3 separate regions of the Mus musculus genome follow, and regions 2 and 3 are each linked to region 1. A link is a loop called in an ENCODE intact Hi-C map of the cell type or tissue named here. Cell type or tissue: left cerebral cortex. All regions are shown on one strand.

What was found. Hi-C counts contacts between places; a loop is a spot of excess contacts. Peaks named below come from ENCODE experiments on the same cell type or tissue, not always from the same donor. Only the 100,000 strongest peaks of a DNase experiment are listed, where the experiment ranks them.
Region 2: a loop joins it to region 1, with 5 times the contacts of the local background. A loop is called at or near these places in 7 of 42 quality-filtered maps.
Region 3: it touches region 1 in a loop (3-fold over the local background); 8 of 42 quality-filtered maps call a loop at or near these places.

What each region holds. Positions count from the first base shown.
Region 1 is chr14:104,811,589-104,816,588 of GRCm38, forward strand. All of the region lies in intron 2 of D130009I18Rik (RIKEN cDNA D130009I18 gene), which reads left to right. Among named protein-coding and RNA genes, the nearest start is that of Gm24280, 160 kb to the right of the region's middle. In left cerebral cortex, a CTCF peak has its summit at 2,602 (motif pointing left); a DNase peak (open chromatin) is centred at 2,600.
Region 2 is chr14:104,454,622-104,459,621 of GRCm38, forward strand. It overlaps D130079A08Rik (RIKEN cDNA D130079A08 gene), which reads right to left and starts at 4,715. Exons shown (of 5, transcript NR_168067.1): 1 at 4,598-4,715. It overlaps Gm35362 (a long non-coding RNA gene), which reads left to right. Exons shown (of 2, transcript XR_383718.3): 2 at 1-1,656. In left cerebral cortex, no CTCF peak of the experiment used is centred here; DNase peaks (open chromatin) are centred at 2,678, 3,619, 3,866 and 4,449.
Region 3 is chr14:104,461,458-104,466,457 of GRCm38, forward strand. Pou4f1 (POU domain, class 4, transcription factor 1) reads right to left here. Exons shown (of 3, transcript NM_011143.4): 2 at 4,228-5,000; 3 at 863-3,087. The coding sequence ends at 4,272. Among named protein-coding and RNA genes, the nearest start is that of Pou4f1, 4.0 kb to the right of the region's middle. In left cerebral cortex, no CTCF peak of the experiment used is centred here; DNase peaks (open chromatin) are centred at 195, 517, 2,433, 2,532 and 3 more places.

The sequences.
Region 1 (5,000 bases):
CCCTCTTCTGAATCTTCCTTTCCCTACACCAGCCACAGAACTTCTGGCAGACACTCTGTTTTATTTGTTGTTATGCCCCGGGTTGCTCAGAGCCTAATTCATCATCAAAGTATAACATATTTAAGTCTCACTAAACACTATGAAACTGTATGAAGTTCCATCACTCATGTTAACTTCGGAGAAATTTAAAAGGTCTTCTTCAAAATAGTTGGACACCAATTGTACGCCAAGAAGGGAATCCATAATTCAAAGACTTTATTCTTTCTCTATGGGAACCAGTTGGAGAGGAAGAAAACTTCCTGGGTCCTAAAGCAGCCAAAGCTATAATGTGGAGGAAAGGAGAATTACCTCGACTTTGCCCTTACAGAAGCCAGCAGCCTTTATCCCTCATTGGAAGGCACCAGGGGCTCTAATTCATGACGAAATAATGTAAATTTTTGAAATATTCTCAGGATGGAGAAACTCTTTTCAGCCATGTATAAACTGGACTTTCATCCTCAGAGGGTTTCTTTGGGTCCAACTCTAAGCTTTGAGAACCACATCACATCGAAGGCTGGCTGGGGTACCTGAAGCCCCAGTATGCCCCTGGGTAACATGCAGGCTTGTGGCCATATGGTGTCCCCAGAGCCCGCTGTCCTCTGATCTATGCCAGAGTAGGCATATGCTAGGATATTTCAGGACCCTGAGGGAAGAGTCAAACTGTCTTAGGGCCAGTGTGAGGTGAAGCTCTCGTTTCTCTTTTTTACAGCAGGAGTGGAGACAGACACAGAGAAAAGGAGAAGAGAGTGTGATTGTTATCAGTCCTAAAGCACAAACAGTCAGGTTAGGACGTGCAAGACAAAACTTATGGGATCCCTGGAGAAAACCGTTCTATTTATTTTAAATAATAAACTTAAAATGCTTTTTTTTTTAAATGAAAAAGGAATCCTCTATCTTTAGCTTTCAGCCACTAGGCTTCTTGAAGGTCTTGGTTTTTACAAACCTTGGAAAAACAAATATCTAGAATGTACTTTATTTGGTGATGTCTTTTCTCGTGTGCTGCTTGTTTGATGGAAATTTAAGTCAGGGGAAGGAGACACTAGGAGGACTGAGTCGTTACTTCTGGAGTCTGCCGTGATGAAAGGCCCCGGACTTCCTTCAGCCTTCCTCATTGGGCTCCATATTGAGTGAGTGACCATTCGGTTCAAATATCTTGAGGACCTTTGTGATCTGAATAAGGGACAAAGGAGCCCAGTCAGAGAGGTTGTCCTTCCCAACAAATGTTCTACCGGACACATTTCGAGAAAGCTGGGAGTAAACCCAGGCTCGGGTAGGCTTTCGGACGGATAGGCAGACAGAACTTATGCCCCAAGTCTGAGTGCCAGGAACAGCTTATAACGAAACCCTTTTTGTTGAGAACAAACAAGCGTGGAAACAGCGAATCACTGGGAAACAGAACTACACCGAGGGGCATCGGAAAACAAGGAGCTGTGTGTTCAGTCTCCCTCCTGAATAAGGAAGAGACACATTCAAAACGGCACAACACACAAGTTGATCTTACTCCTAGTTAGAAGCTGCCTAATTCTAGAAACCTCCCTTCTCAGTTTCAAAAGAGATGGCGACGTTTGCTAACGTGCGCTGGTTGTGACCAAACACTGATCATTGTTCAGCATCACTGACAAAGCTTCTGGTGTCTCTTAAACTCATTTTCACAAAACCCAAGGATAATCTTTCCTTTCTTTGAGTGAAAAAAACAAAACAAAACAAAACCACTCTTAGATTTCATTTTGGTATAGAGAAATGTTATGTAAATCAAGTATTTGCCATATTTGAAATGTTGGCCATTCTTTAAAAATAATACACATGTATATTTTGTTAATTGAAAAAAAAACAACTAAACTTTCCTGGTGAATGGATATAAAGGTAGTTTCTTTTTCATATGATAGTCACATATCACACATATGCAAAACTCAAGTTTTGTAGGCTTGTTTGTAGGCTTTGTTAACCAACTGCTTCTTGCGGGGAAATAATTAGGGTTTTACTCAAATCTTTCTAAGGCATAAAGCAAAATAAGGATGAAGAAAAGAGCTATACACTAGAGGACTTGCCTAGTATGCACAGGCATATCCATAACACCACAAAAAGTTTTTAAAATATCACAAAAACGATTTTTAAATAGTTAGATTTCATTTTGTCTAGATATAAAGGCTCATGCCTGTGATTCGACCATTCAGGACACTACAGGGTCATTGCCACGAGTCGGAGGCCAGTTTGGTCTACAAAATGAGTTACCTAGCCATCTAGGCTGCAGCGTGAGATCTTGTCTCAAAAAACTAGCAAATCAAGTGTGTGTGTGTGTGTGTGTGTGTGTGTGTGTGTGTGGTTGTTGTTTGCACACATGTGCGAGTGTTTAAAAGAACAAAGAGAGCAAATAATAAAAATAAGCAGTTTCCTATTTCCAGACATGGAAAAGATATTGTATGAGTTGTGAACAGTCACAAAAACATAAATAAACATACAGAGTCCAAGAAGCAGTTATCTTTATAAATAAATCTGCTTAGATTCAACATTGCCGCTGACAGTCCTTGGTCAATGTTAAGACCGCGCCACCTTCTGGTCATAATGTGTATGACAAGTGCTCATGTTTACAGACTAGCATTTCTGCTTTATGTAAAACTTATATTGAAGGAAAACAACAAACACGCGACTTGTGCAGTTTCTTCTCCCTGGGGAATGCAGTGCGATGAGAACACAATCCCTAAATGTACTCCAGTGGCTATTGTTCTTGAAAATCCAAGTTTGCTTTTGAGCTCGCTCTTCTGTAATGGTTCACGACAGACCATAAACAGCCAGACAGGGCTGCGAATTTAAGAGCAAGAGGGTTTGGTTGTCTGTCTTTTCCCTAGTTGTTATTCTCTGAACTTCTTAGAGCCTGCGAAATCCTGCTTCAACAAGAGGAGTCAGGCCTCTGCCAGTCAGGGGAGGCAGATGGGGGCTGTGCCATGCCTCTCCAAAGCTACACAATAAAAAACACACAGGCTAATTTCTGAACAACTGTTACCACATTACTGTGGCCAAATGATGACTCTGGGAATTATATTCTGCTTACATTCCTCCATAGTTAGAGTTAGATCGATGATGTCGCTGTGGCCTTCAACGTCCTGGCTATAAATGAAAGGCGAAAATGGAATAGTTTTGATACCAAGCTGGACACCCCAGCTATGGAAGTTTTGGAGATCCTATGACCTGCAATTCCATAATACTTCTTTCATAGTTTGCATTTGAAAAGATAATCACAGAGGAAAGGCCTGTTCCCATGTGTGTAGCTTTGGGATGTGTATATCTTAATCAAAAATGTATCAGAAGCCCTGAAATCTTATACGCATGAATATGTATGAAGACGCAAGTGCGTTGATGGAGTCAGTAAACTTACTTCAGTGTTCTTCAACTTTCTCAGCAGAGATTGTTTAAGATTTCTGGGGCACACAGCCTGGTAACCTGTCTGCTGCCCATGTCTGTGTGCCAGCACTACCCTGTACCTACGCATGTCCAGCCCTAAAACAAAACTGAATGTAGACACCAATGCCCACACAGCACTGCGGTTTTGCTGTAGCCATCAAGAGCTTTTCCTTAACATTCTATTTCACTTTGACCCTGTTGGCCAAAATTCATTTCTCTAATATTAAATTGGCTTCTGAATCTATGACTTAAGGAATAGGGGAGTGGTTAGGGGGAAAGAAAGATACAGGCTAAATTAGAAATACAAAGTCTTTCTCTGCAAAGTCGTCGGCTTTCATTGGCGTTGAGGTTTGCTCTATATAAAATTTGATTATGAAGAATAATGATTTCAAAGGGAAGTTTCAAGAGTACCCAAGAGCCACCAAGATGGCTCTGTGTGTGAAGGTGTCTGGAACTCAGATGGTGGGAGGAGATGGCTGACTCTTTCAAGGTCTCCTCAGACTTCCACACACTCACACACTAAACAAACAAACAAACAAAATGTGAAAACAGTACCCCGAATTTTAATTACTCATCTGGTGAGGTTCTTCTCTGAGGGACAGACAGGAGCGCTTTCTACCTGACAAATGAGCAAGACCCAAATGGACTGAGATGTGAACACATGGGGTAAATTAGAACCACTTAAAAACCAGGTCAAAACCAACTGCAACGCAGACGCCTAGGAAAGGATTCTCCACTAGAGAATCAGGATTACCGATGACAAGGAACAGTCTTCCTTAGTCTTCAGCAAACCTCCACGAGATCAAGATGATGCAAATCTATCAACAAACAGGGACAGGAAAATAATTTCCTAAAGTTAGAAAGTGATAAATGATAAAAATCATTTGTTAACCATCATAAAAACTGGCTTAGGGATAAGTCCTTGCCAGCCCTACAAGAAAGAGACAACGGTTTGCACATCTGCAACACAGGAAGGTGGACTTGAAGAAACTTGGTAACTCTCCCCTTAGCCATCCCCAAAGCTCCAGCATGGGGTATTCTTCTCATCTCTTGTGTGCTTCTGGAGATCAGTAGGGTTTTCTAACCCGTGGGTCATGTGAAAGCTTGTGAAGAAAAGTTAGGATAACCCAGAATGAGGTATATTCCACAAAATTTTGCTTATGCTGAAAACTGCAAAGTCAGTATCACAAAATGCAAACAAAAACCTAAAACCTGTCCCAGGTTTTAAAGGACCAAAGAGACCTGATGGTCAAGCTCAGCTCAGGACCAGGGGATTTCTTCCTTAAGAAATCCAGTTAATTGGTAAAATCTGTCCCAATCTTAGCCTCCTGTTCTTGATAACTATGTGATGAATGCGTAAAATTACCATTTTTATAAAATACCAACTAAAGTATTAGGAAATAGATGGGCAACATCTTTCTAATTAACTAAAATAAAAAGAGCCCAAGAAAAAGCAGGCGTGAGGGGAATTATGTTTGAGAGAATTCTTCAGCTGTGTCTTGCAATCTTTCTTCAAGTCTAAGATTTTTCAAAGGAAAAGTCAAGCAACCAGTGATGGAAGA
Region 2 (5,000 bases), 360 kb before region 1:
CCTGCAGCCCTTAACTACACATATGTTTTCATTGTCCTGAATTTTTAAAATGAACTTTGCAAGGCTTGGAAAGTACACCTAGAAATTTTAAATTTAACCCTGTACTAACAATAGAACTCACTACAAAGGAGTGATTGGTGTTAGTTTTTGCCCCCTTGTTGCTCCCAGGAGTAGATGATAACTTGTAACAAATAAAACCTTTCTATTAGTAAGGAGAATATGCTATCATCTTTTTTCAAAATATACTTCTGTTTACAGTTGCCTAAACTCATCTCCAGATTTATATTTCAATATGCTCTTTAGGATGCAAAATTCCTGTCAAATTAAAAAGTGCTCATGTCTTGCCCGCTTCCAGCAAATCACTGCAGCCCCTAATAAATCCAGCTGGGGTTCGTTCCACGGCCTGATGCTGCTGAAATCATTATTGTCCTGCCTTGTTTCATGTCAGAGGCCTCTTTGCCTCATCTGTCATGAAACCAATTTCACTTTATTTACATCCATTTGCTAGTTTAATTACTGTGCTGATGAATAGCCTGAAGGAATTAAGTTACGAGTCTTTGGAAACCAAAAGAGACAGATATATGGGCTAGCTTTTAACTACAGGGAAAGAAATAAAGGCTAGTGGCTTACACCAAAATTTAAAGATAAAAAGTATTTCTCCCTACCAAGCTGCTAATTCAGGATTATCCATCTTCACGTATGCAGCCCCTCCTGGATGGAAGTGTGCTTTAGAGTTCTTCATATTTATAGATGGACCAGTTCTGTACACTAGTATTCTCCACTTTTAAATGCACCAACACCCCCCCTTTTTTTCATAACTAAGCTTCACATATGATTTCCCAGCCAAACCAAACAGTCTAACGTAGTGGACTCCTTATTAAAAGCAGATAACAAATGTTAACCTTATCCTGCACCTAAGATAGGAAAATGCCTTTGTGAGAACTATAAAACTTAATACCTCCAGACTAATATATAGTACAAATTACCTGTATTTTGTACATACTGTAATAGCACTTAGATAATTTTTGTTTTATATAATTAAGCACTATTTCACCCTCGCCTTTAGTGTATTTTTAAATCTTTCTTAAGGACATTCAGTTACTTTCTTCCTTACATGCCCAACATAGTAAAATGTTGTGGGTGTATGCTAACGATGAGGTCTTATGATCTAAGTGATAGATGCACTCTCAAACATATGTAAGCAATCAAGTATTTACTCACACACAATGGAAATATAAGATCAATAAACTTTTAGTCATTCCATATATTACAAATTAACTTCTACAATATAAGCTTATTAATCATGACAGTATTTAAAAGAAGACATATTCAGCAGTATGTATTCCCTATTATATCACTTATTGTAGCTTTTACGATAGAAATTTGGAAACTTTTCACGTTATTTATCATCATTGTAAATTAAAACAACACATAACAAATTGACTTTTGGTGATTTTACTGTAGACTGTAGTCTCAAGTAAGACTGCACATGCAGATAAGTAAGTTTTAAATTTATCTTGATTATTTTTTTTTCTTCCATTGCTCTGTTTCTGGTACAGTTTCTAGCCTTTTAAAAATGAATGTACTCCCTGGATTTACTTACGAAATGTGTGCATATGACAAATATATTCATCTCTTAATAAAATTTTAATTATTTTTTTCTTGAGCTTATCATGAATAGCATCTATAGAGTCTCCATGTGTTGATACAGAGTTACTTTTAAGGTTGCACAAACTTTCTAAACAAAATATCTAGTTGAAACTTACTTCAAACATTGGAAGATCAGAGATATTTCAAAGCAGAAACAAGAGAGGTGAGTTTTGTTTTGTTTTTTTTAAAAAAAAATATTGTCGTTTAATGTTTTTACCACCTGGATATTCTGCAATTTAATTTATCATAAGCTCAGCTTAAAGGAAGGGGCAAAAATGTAAATGTGTTTACACTTCCTGTCTGAGCAACTAGAAGTGGAGAAAACCCTATTGCCCATGTAGATATATATTAACGTATTACATATTCATTATAAATCCCCTGAGATCTCTCTCTATGCCTTGTTTGTGTCTTATAAAAAAACATTTCCCCTGGTCCTTCCTCTGTCCTTAATAACATTTATCTATAAAGCAGCACATATCACAGAAACTTTTTGGGGGTCAAGTGAGTCTTGCTTATAAAAGTTGTCAAATGAAGAAACCCTAGACAGGACCCTTGAGGTAAAACTTCCCTCTAAGCAGTACACACAGACACCAGCTAATTCTTTGGTAGATATTTGTGAACAGTCTTCCACTAAAACAAAGGAAAACTGTTGCTTTTTTAAATATACAGTTTATTCCTTTTTATAAACAAAAGTAACTGGAAGGGATTTTAAATGGTTTCTCTCTCCCTCTCCCCCTCCCCCAGATCTCTCATTCCTCCCTGGATCCAAGACCTTCCCCTCCTTCTCCAGCTCCTTTTGATTAATAGATCCATGCGGCTAACGGCCTGACATATGGTGTGCGAAGCAGCTTGAGATAGTACCTTAGGCATCCCCTACGGCCATTAACATATTAGGGGCTTATGTGCACTCAGACAGCCAGACCTCATTGAGAGCCAGCATTTGCAGAAAGGCTGCACCCAGAGCTGTTTGATAGAGAGTTTCAATAATGTACCACTCTTCCACTTTAGGGGACTGGCTTCTGGTGCTGAAACACTGAGACGGAATTGAATGAAATTTAGAAATAAGATTCAGTTACATTCAGCAACAATCAGGGGGAGAAAAAAACCAAACCACTGTGCTTACATCTGTTTGTATATGGATCTGCACGTGGAGGCTCTGCTTCAAGCTCACAGACAGCCACTGCTCCTCCGCATCACATCAGCAAACAGCTAATGTCAGCTGCATGGATTTATTTTGTTTAAAGATTTATTTTGCTTAAAGTCTTCTTTATATCCAGAACCTGGCAGTAAAGTACCAGTGCAGTTACTGACAGATATTCTTCAAAAGCAAAACCCAAACAGCATAATTTAAAGGGAGATTTTATTCTGAATCTTGTGGCTTGATTTTTTTTTTCCTAGTAGAAGAAATCAAATGCAGTTTACATCTGTAGCATTTAAAAAGAAAATCGGGAAGAAAAATAATGAAAATTTAACTTTAAAGAGTGTGTTTGTATTTTAAATATATTAGTAAATAAAATCCTTAGAGAGATGTTGGCCCATCTTCCTAAGCAAAATATCAAAGTTTACTAACAAACCAAAAGTCTTGACAACAACTCGGAAGGCAGAAGAAACCCTGTGAGTATATGTCCGAATATATAAATGTTGGGCGCGAGAGATAATGTTAAAAAAAAAAATCAAAAGATCCATCTCATTCCGAGCTTACTTGATTCACTTTAACCTCAGAACTGAAGCTTGAAATTCGCTTTGCCCACGTTCTCGCCCTTCCAGCCTCCCGCTGAGAAGCCACTGCGCCCCTTTTGAACTATATTCTGGCTGTTTGCTTGGCAAATAAATACTGTTCCGCCCTATTAAACCTTTTAGGTAGTTTTCATCTCTGGATTCCTCAAATACAGAGCTAATAAGGCGATGCTTTGAAGCTGTTTTACTTTCAAACTATAGCCCCGAGGCGTTAAAACCCACAAAAGGTAAGTGAGAAGTAAACTGCCAGGAGCGAGGCTGCGCCCTTCCTTTCAAAACTGCTGGGACTCTAGCCGAAAATAGTCCGGATTTCAGTGCAAAACCGGGTTTCAATTGGAAGCCCCTGGGAGTTCTATTCGTGTGCCACTTTACCAAAGGAAGTCAAGAGAGAAGAGACCGGTTTAAGTTTAAAAGCCTGGGAATTTCTTGGAAGGAGGTAGAGATGGGTGGTAAAGGCCGAAATTGGTTTCCCTAAGTTGATGCTGGCAAACATGTGTCAGATGGAAGGTAAAGATTAGGAGTTAGTTGGCAGTGGACTCAAGGAACCAGTAAAAGAACTTCTTCAAGAGGAGTGGCAGTGTGCGCCAAGAGATTGCTGGCCGAGCTTAAACTCACTTGGAACCTAGACATTAAGATTACCCATTCGGAAGACTCTATTAACTTACATTTGTTCCCTGCTTTCCCAGTCCCAAGATAGCTCCCGCCCCCGCCCCTCTGCACCCAACATGAGGATTTTTTTTTTAAGTTTAGTTTAAATGTAGGCAAACAAAACAACCAAAACGTATTCGGTTTTAGTGAAAACAGATAAAAAGCGCTTGCCGCTGAAAGGCTACACATTTTAAGTAGATTTGACAAGAAAGATAAGCCTGATCCAAACATCTCTGTACCTCGTCAAAGGCACCCTACCTACCTGCCTTTTCAAATTCCTACATTTCCATTGCTAAAACAGAATGCATTTTAAGATTCTGCAGAGCCCAGGACGCGAGCTCCCAAACCCGTGAGCCTCAGAGCCCTCTGCACATTTAGCTTCTCTTTCTTTTTCTTTCTTTCATCGCAACGATTTGATAAAGTCGCAGAGATGATCAAAATTAACATAAATCATTATTAGTTATTAGGATTTGCTCTAAATTACACTGTGAATATCGCACCAGCCCCATCTGCCGCCCCTGCTCTCTCAGCAATAGATTGCAGATAAAATAAATGTCCTTACCCCATTAGAAGGTTCCTGTCTCTGTAGCCAAAAGCCAAACAAAAGCAATAAATACCAGGCTTTTTCTCTCACTATTCAGCTGCGACTCTTCTCATCAGCCCTTCCTCTGGAAAAGCTCAATAGCTGCCTGAAAATATTGCATTTTATATCACCAAAGGGCGATTAATATTGCATTAACTGTATTTAACATTTTTAAGCGCGAGTAATCTACAATGAGTTACTTTCTGTTAGTAAGTACAGGGGCGTCAGAACTCCTGCAGACCACTTAAGATAGCTTTGTGAACGGATTATTTATCTCACACGTTGTATTTTTTTTTAATAATGTAAGGGTGTGCCACGCGATGTTTGAAGTAGAAGAAGCCGTGCTAATGGTCTGCTGAAAGTATTCTGACACTGTCTGGAG
Region 3 (5,000 bases), 350 kb before region 1:
CAAAGCACCAAATAAGGAAAGCCCACCCACTTGAAAGATAGAATGTGGGTATCAGCCCAGGTAACATTCAAGTCCAAAAGCCCAGAAAACAAAGATGAATCTTGGGGCAGGAACTTACCAACAGTGTTGATCTGGGTCCTCGTTCTGAGAGGCTAAATGTAAGAACCAGACCCAAGCAATCTTAGTGTCACAAGAAAGTAAAAACCGATACAATCACTGCAGTGGGTGCCTACTGTTTATTATACAGCTTATAACTGAAGTTGAGAATAATTTAAAAACACGAATTAGACAAAAGTCTATCCCGAAGCTAGCTGATGGATGCTGGTGACATCCTTTCTTAGACCTACAGAAAAAGCAGAATCCCATAGAGTTCAGAAAGCAGTTTTGAGAGGAAGGTAGCATTTCTGTGGTGAGTGCACTCAACGCATATTTTTCGTTTTCCCTTTCTTATTCTGCTCTTGTGTGTCTAAAGAGTCTATCACAGAATCAGAGCCCAGTTCCCCTACCTTCTGAAACTTCTGTTCTTTAGAGGAGTTCAGACTCACACATTTTATTTCCACAAATTAGCAGCTGTGGGAGGAAATTTTCCCGACTTTCTGAACCAGAGAACTTGAAAAAGCCTAACTACCACAGATCAGCAAATCATTGCCTTCTCTTGAGGAGTCTCCTTTTAACATTTTCTGTGAGTTGACAGCTAAAGGAGTCTAACAGGAGCTCGCTCAGTCCTTCCTGGCCTGAACACATCCACTCACTAGAAAGCAAAACTTTTTTTTTTTTTTAATTTTGCACAGTTTCCTACTACATAAAATAGGAAACCCTGCAAAGCGATGCGTTTTCATGATGTTTTATTAACATAATAGTCTTTTTTTTTTTGTACTGGGCAAGGATTTACTTAGTACAAAACAAATGCTTAAATTCTTAATACATACATTATCCATTATTATATAATACAAATGTATTTGCCTGCAACATTTCTGTTTGAGCAGATTATTAGAAAAACAACCTTTGTAAATCTTTTTATTTGTTCATCCCTGGATCTCCAACAATGAAATCTGGTCATACTTTTCTATAAAATAATGTGTTCTTTTACAAATGTATTTTATTAGAAACTCTGATGATATCTCAAGTCAATAACAGAAACAAATCAATTTTGATGGAAGAGATCTATTTTTAAAAATACCTCTAGTGCTTTTTAAAATATTAACAACTGTTTTAAAATCACACCTTTTTAAAATGTACTATTCTTTTCTGAACACTTTTCTTTCACAGATATGCCGGTGAAGTTAAAAAGATTTAGCTAAAATAGGATGACTTCAGAGGATATAGTCCCAACTATTAAGAAAGTTTGTACATTTGGCATTTGATCTAGTTCCAGGTCACCAAAAGAAAAAGAAAAAAGAGAAAGAAATAGAACACCTCTTGTCAATGTGAAGCAATAGGTGGTATGCAGAATGTTCTAAATGAAGTGAAGCATTTGACAAGTTGTTGGGGCAGATCATAGGATACTTTTCTAATTCATTAACTGCCAACGAAAAGTCCTTTAGTTACAACGTTTTTTGTTTTTTGTTTTTTGTTTTTTTTTTTTTTTTTTAGATGTGTTTTTCGAGTAGAACAGCACATTCAAACCTCTCGATGCCTGAATCCCTGACCTTCAACTTAAATACTTTGCAGGTGCCTGGTTGTTTACAGCTTACCATCACCACTCTGAAACCAACGAAGTGGCTTAAAAGCTTCTGCAGATAAAATTAAAACTTTGATAAAATGGACGAGTAAGTTACCTTCCTCAGAGCACCAGTTCCCATGACCTATCTGAAACTGAATTCTCATTCAGGAAAAACAAACAAACAAACAAACAAACACCAAAACAAAACCCTAAAACTCATCCTTTCACTCCCACTGCCTCCCCTGCCTCCCCCTCTTGCGTGATTTTAAAGTTTGGTTGAGGCTTTCTGTTTGGTGTGGGTTATTTGTTTTGTTTTGTTGTTTTCTCTCATTTGTTGACCGGCCCTACCAGGACTTGGCTCAATATAAACACAAAAATGCACCCAGATCATAAAACTGCTCTTCTTTCAGTCATGTTTTATTTGGAAGTGGACTGGGACACATCTCCCTGTTGTATGTTGGCGCACAGAAATGGTTCTGATGGGGTGGGGTGGGGGTGGGGGCAATAGAGCGAAGACATAACCAAGGAGAGAGCTCTGCAGACACAACATGGACAGGAGGATCAGTCAGTGAGACATTTCAGGATTAACACTGGCAGTTTGTAACCACTGTGTGTGGGCCTGTGCATGAAAGAAAATATTTACAATAATGTGTTTTCAGTGGAAACAGGCAGTAGACTGTGAAATCACACTATCCACAAAAAAATGGTCTACCAGAAAGCTAGCCCAGTTTAGTGCTCAGTTTCAAATGCATAGAATGTTTTGTGCTGCAAACAATGACATACAACATAATTAAATAAATAACAACGCCTACCCAGAGTGAGACCTAATCACATTTCTTTCTGCACCTTTCGAGCCATGCATGATTTCAGTCTTGTTAAACAGTGCTTCCCCCCTTATCTCTTCCGTTTTCATCTTTAGTTATGGTTAAATGATAGTAACAGACCATCTCCACATGAGATCCAAAGGGGATCTTCTACACAACAAAGCAGGCATTTCACTAAACCACATTTCTCTCTCTCTCTCTTTCTTTCTCAAACTGTCTTTCTCAAAAAATTTTTCCTTAAAATCCGTCAGCAGCTTGGATTATTAGTATGAAATATCACACATGATTTTCTATTTTGGAAACTCATAGTGCAAATTGAAGTTTTTGTGACTCAACATTTATCCCCGGTAATAAATGATCCTTGAATAACAACAACAAGAACAACAACAACAACAGGGAAACACTGTTCCCCTTCCCCCAGGTAAGTGCAGACCTATTTGAAACGAACAAGGTGGGAGGGGCTTTAAATCTTTAAATCTCTTCCTTTCTTCTGGGATTTTAGGTGATTTTTCTTACATGGGACTCCTGCCCCCAAATGAGAGCAGAAACTTCTCAGCTTTTCAACAACTTCACGGTTCTCCAAAGGAGGGAGACAGGGACCTAGAAGAGCGAGATGGGCTGTATTCAGTGGAGAGAAGTGGAAACGGAAGCAAGTTTCTTCCCTAAGATCTCCCACCCTCTCTTAATAAGTGCGATGGCAGAGTTTGAATCCGAACTAAAAAAAAAAAAAAAAAAAAAAACAGAGGGCACTCTAAAGTTCTAGAAGTAGGATGGGGGGGGGGGGACACTGTCAGATAATTTGTTCATGGATCCATGAAGAAAATTATAAAAGTAAAACCCTACTGTAGGTATGGTCATTTAATTATCCCAGAATAAATTCTTTTTTTTTTTCGGAGAACCTAATTTCTGTCTTTTGAGTTCTCATTGCCTCAAGACCTGACCAAGACCACAAGACTGAGGCCATTGGCTCCTGGGAAATGAAGATTCGGTGTGAATGACCAGGCAGCCTCCCCAAGCGCATGTAAGCTAAGCTCCAGATGCTGAGTGGAAGCCAAGCCTGGAGTCTCTTTGGAAGAGAGGAAATAAACCAAAGAGGGTGCAGGTGTGAGACTTTAGAAGGGAAAGTTAAACACAGGACTAGCTTTCTGCCCGGAAGCTCAAGGTGCAGGCTGATAGATTTCCTATGTGACTCACTTGTGCTTGGGAAGTTGGGGCGGTGGTAGTAATGGTACTGCTGCTTTCTCTTCCTTGGGGGTAAACGAGGCTGCAGAATACTGCTCCCAGGAGTTAAGTTCCTAAAGCATCTTTGCCCCCCCCCTTATTTGTCTAGTGTTTTATGTTTTGTTTTTGGTGATGGTTGGTAGTTTTATCTTTGTACATAGTTCCTTGGTCCCCAGATGATTTTGTAAGTGTCTCTGGTCAAGATCCCCAGTTCTTCACCCATCTTTCCCTCCCACCCTGCTCCCCAGAACCATCCTGCTTCTCGAAACCCCCCCAGCTCCAGTCTTTGCGTTTCTCCCCCACCCCCCAGGCCCTGCTCACCTAAACGTCCCCCATTCTCTCCTGCCATCCCAAACTTTCTCCACACCCACACCCCTGTTCTCTAGGCTGGGGGACAGCTAGGGCCGGGTGCAGAGTGGAGCTGAGGGAAGGGCAAGAAAAGGAACTCCCCAAATGCAGGCAGGATAACGGACAGTCTAAATGAGGGGAAGTGGGCCAGAGGGAGCCCCAGAAACGCACCCCTCAGCTCCCCAGTGTGCCCCACCCGGCGTCTCACACCCTCCTCAGTAAGTGGCAGAGAATTTCATCCGCTTCTGCTTCTGTCTCTGGTTGCAAAACCACACCCGCACCACGTTCTTTTTGAGGTCCAGTTTCTCGGCGATGGCGGCGATCTTCTCAGACGAGGGCCGGGGTTGTACGGCAAAATAGGCCTCGAGGGAGCGCTTCTCGGGCGCGGCGATGGAAGTCCGCTTGCGCTTCTTCTCGCCGCCGTTGAAGAGCTCCGGCTTGTTCATTTTCTCACGCTGCGCGCCCTCGGCCTCCTCCAGCCACGCCTGCAGGATGGGCTTGAGCGCGATCATGTTGTTGTGCGAGAGCGTGAGCGACTCGAACCTGCAGATGGTGCTCTGGCTGAGCGAGCCCACGCCCGGGATCTTGAGGTTGGCCAGCGCCGAGCCCACGTCGGCCTGCGTCACGCCCAGCTTGATGCGCCGCTGCTTGAAGCGCTCGGCGAACGCCTCGAGCTCGCGCGGGTCCGTGTCCGAGTCGCAGATGGACGCCAGGCCCGCCGCGCCCACCACCGCCGCCGCGGCCGACGCCGCCGCCACCTGCCCCGCCGCCGCCGCCGCCGCTGCCGCCGCCGCGCCGTGGTGCGCCGCCGCGGCCACGAGCCCGGGATGCGGCAGCCCGGACGGCATGTTCATGGCCGCCGCCGCCGCGGGGTGCGACAGGTGGCCCAGGCCGTGCATGTGCGGGTGCGGATGCGCCGAGCCGCCCAAGAGCCCGCCGCCCGG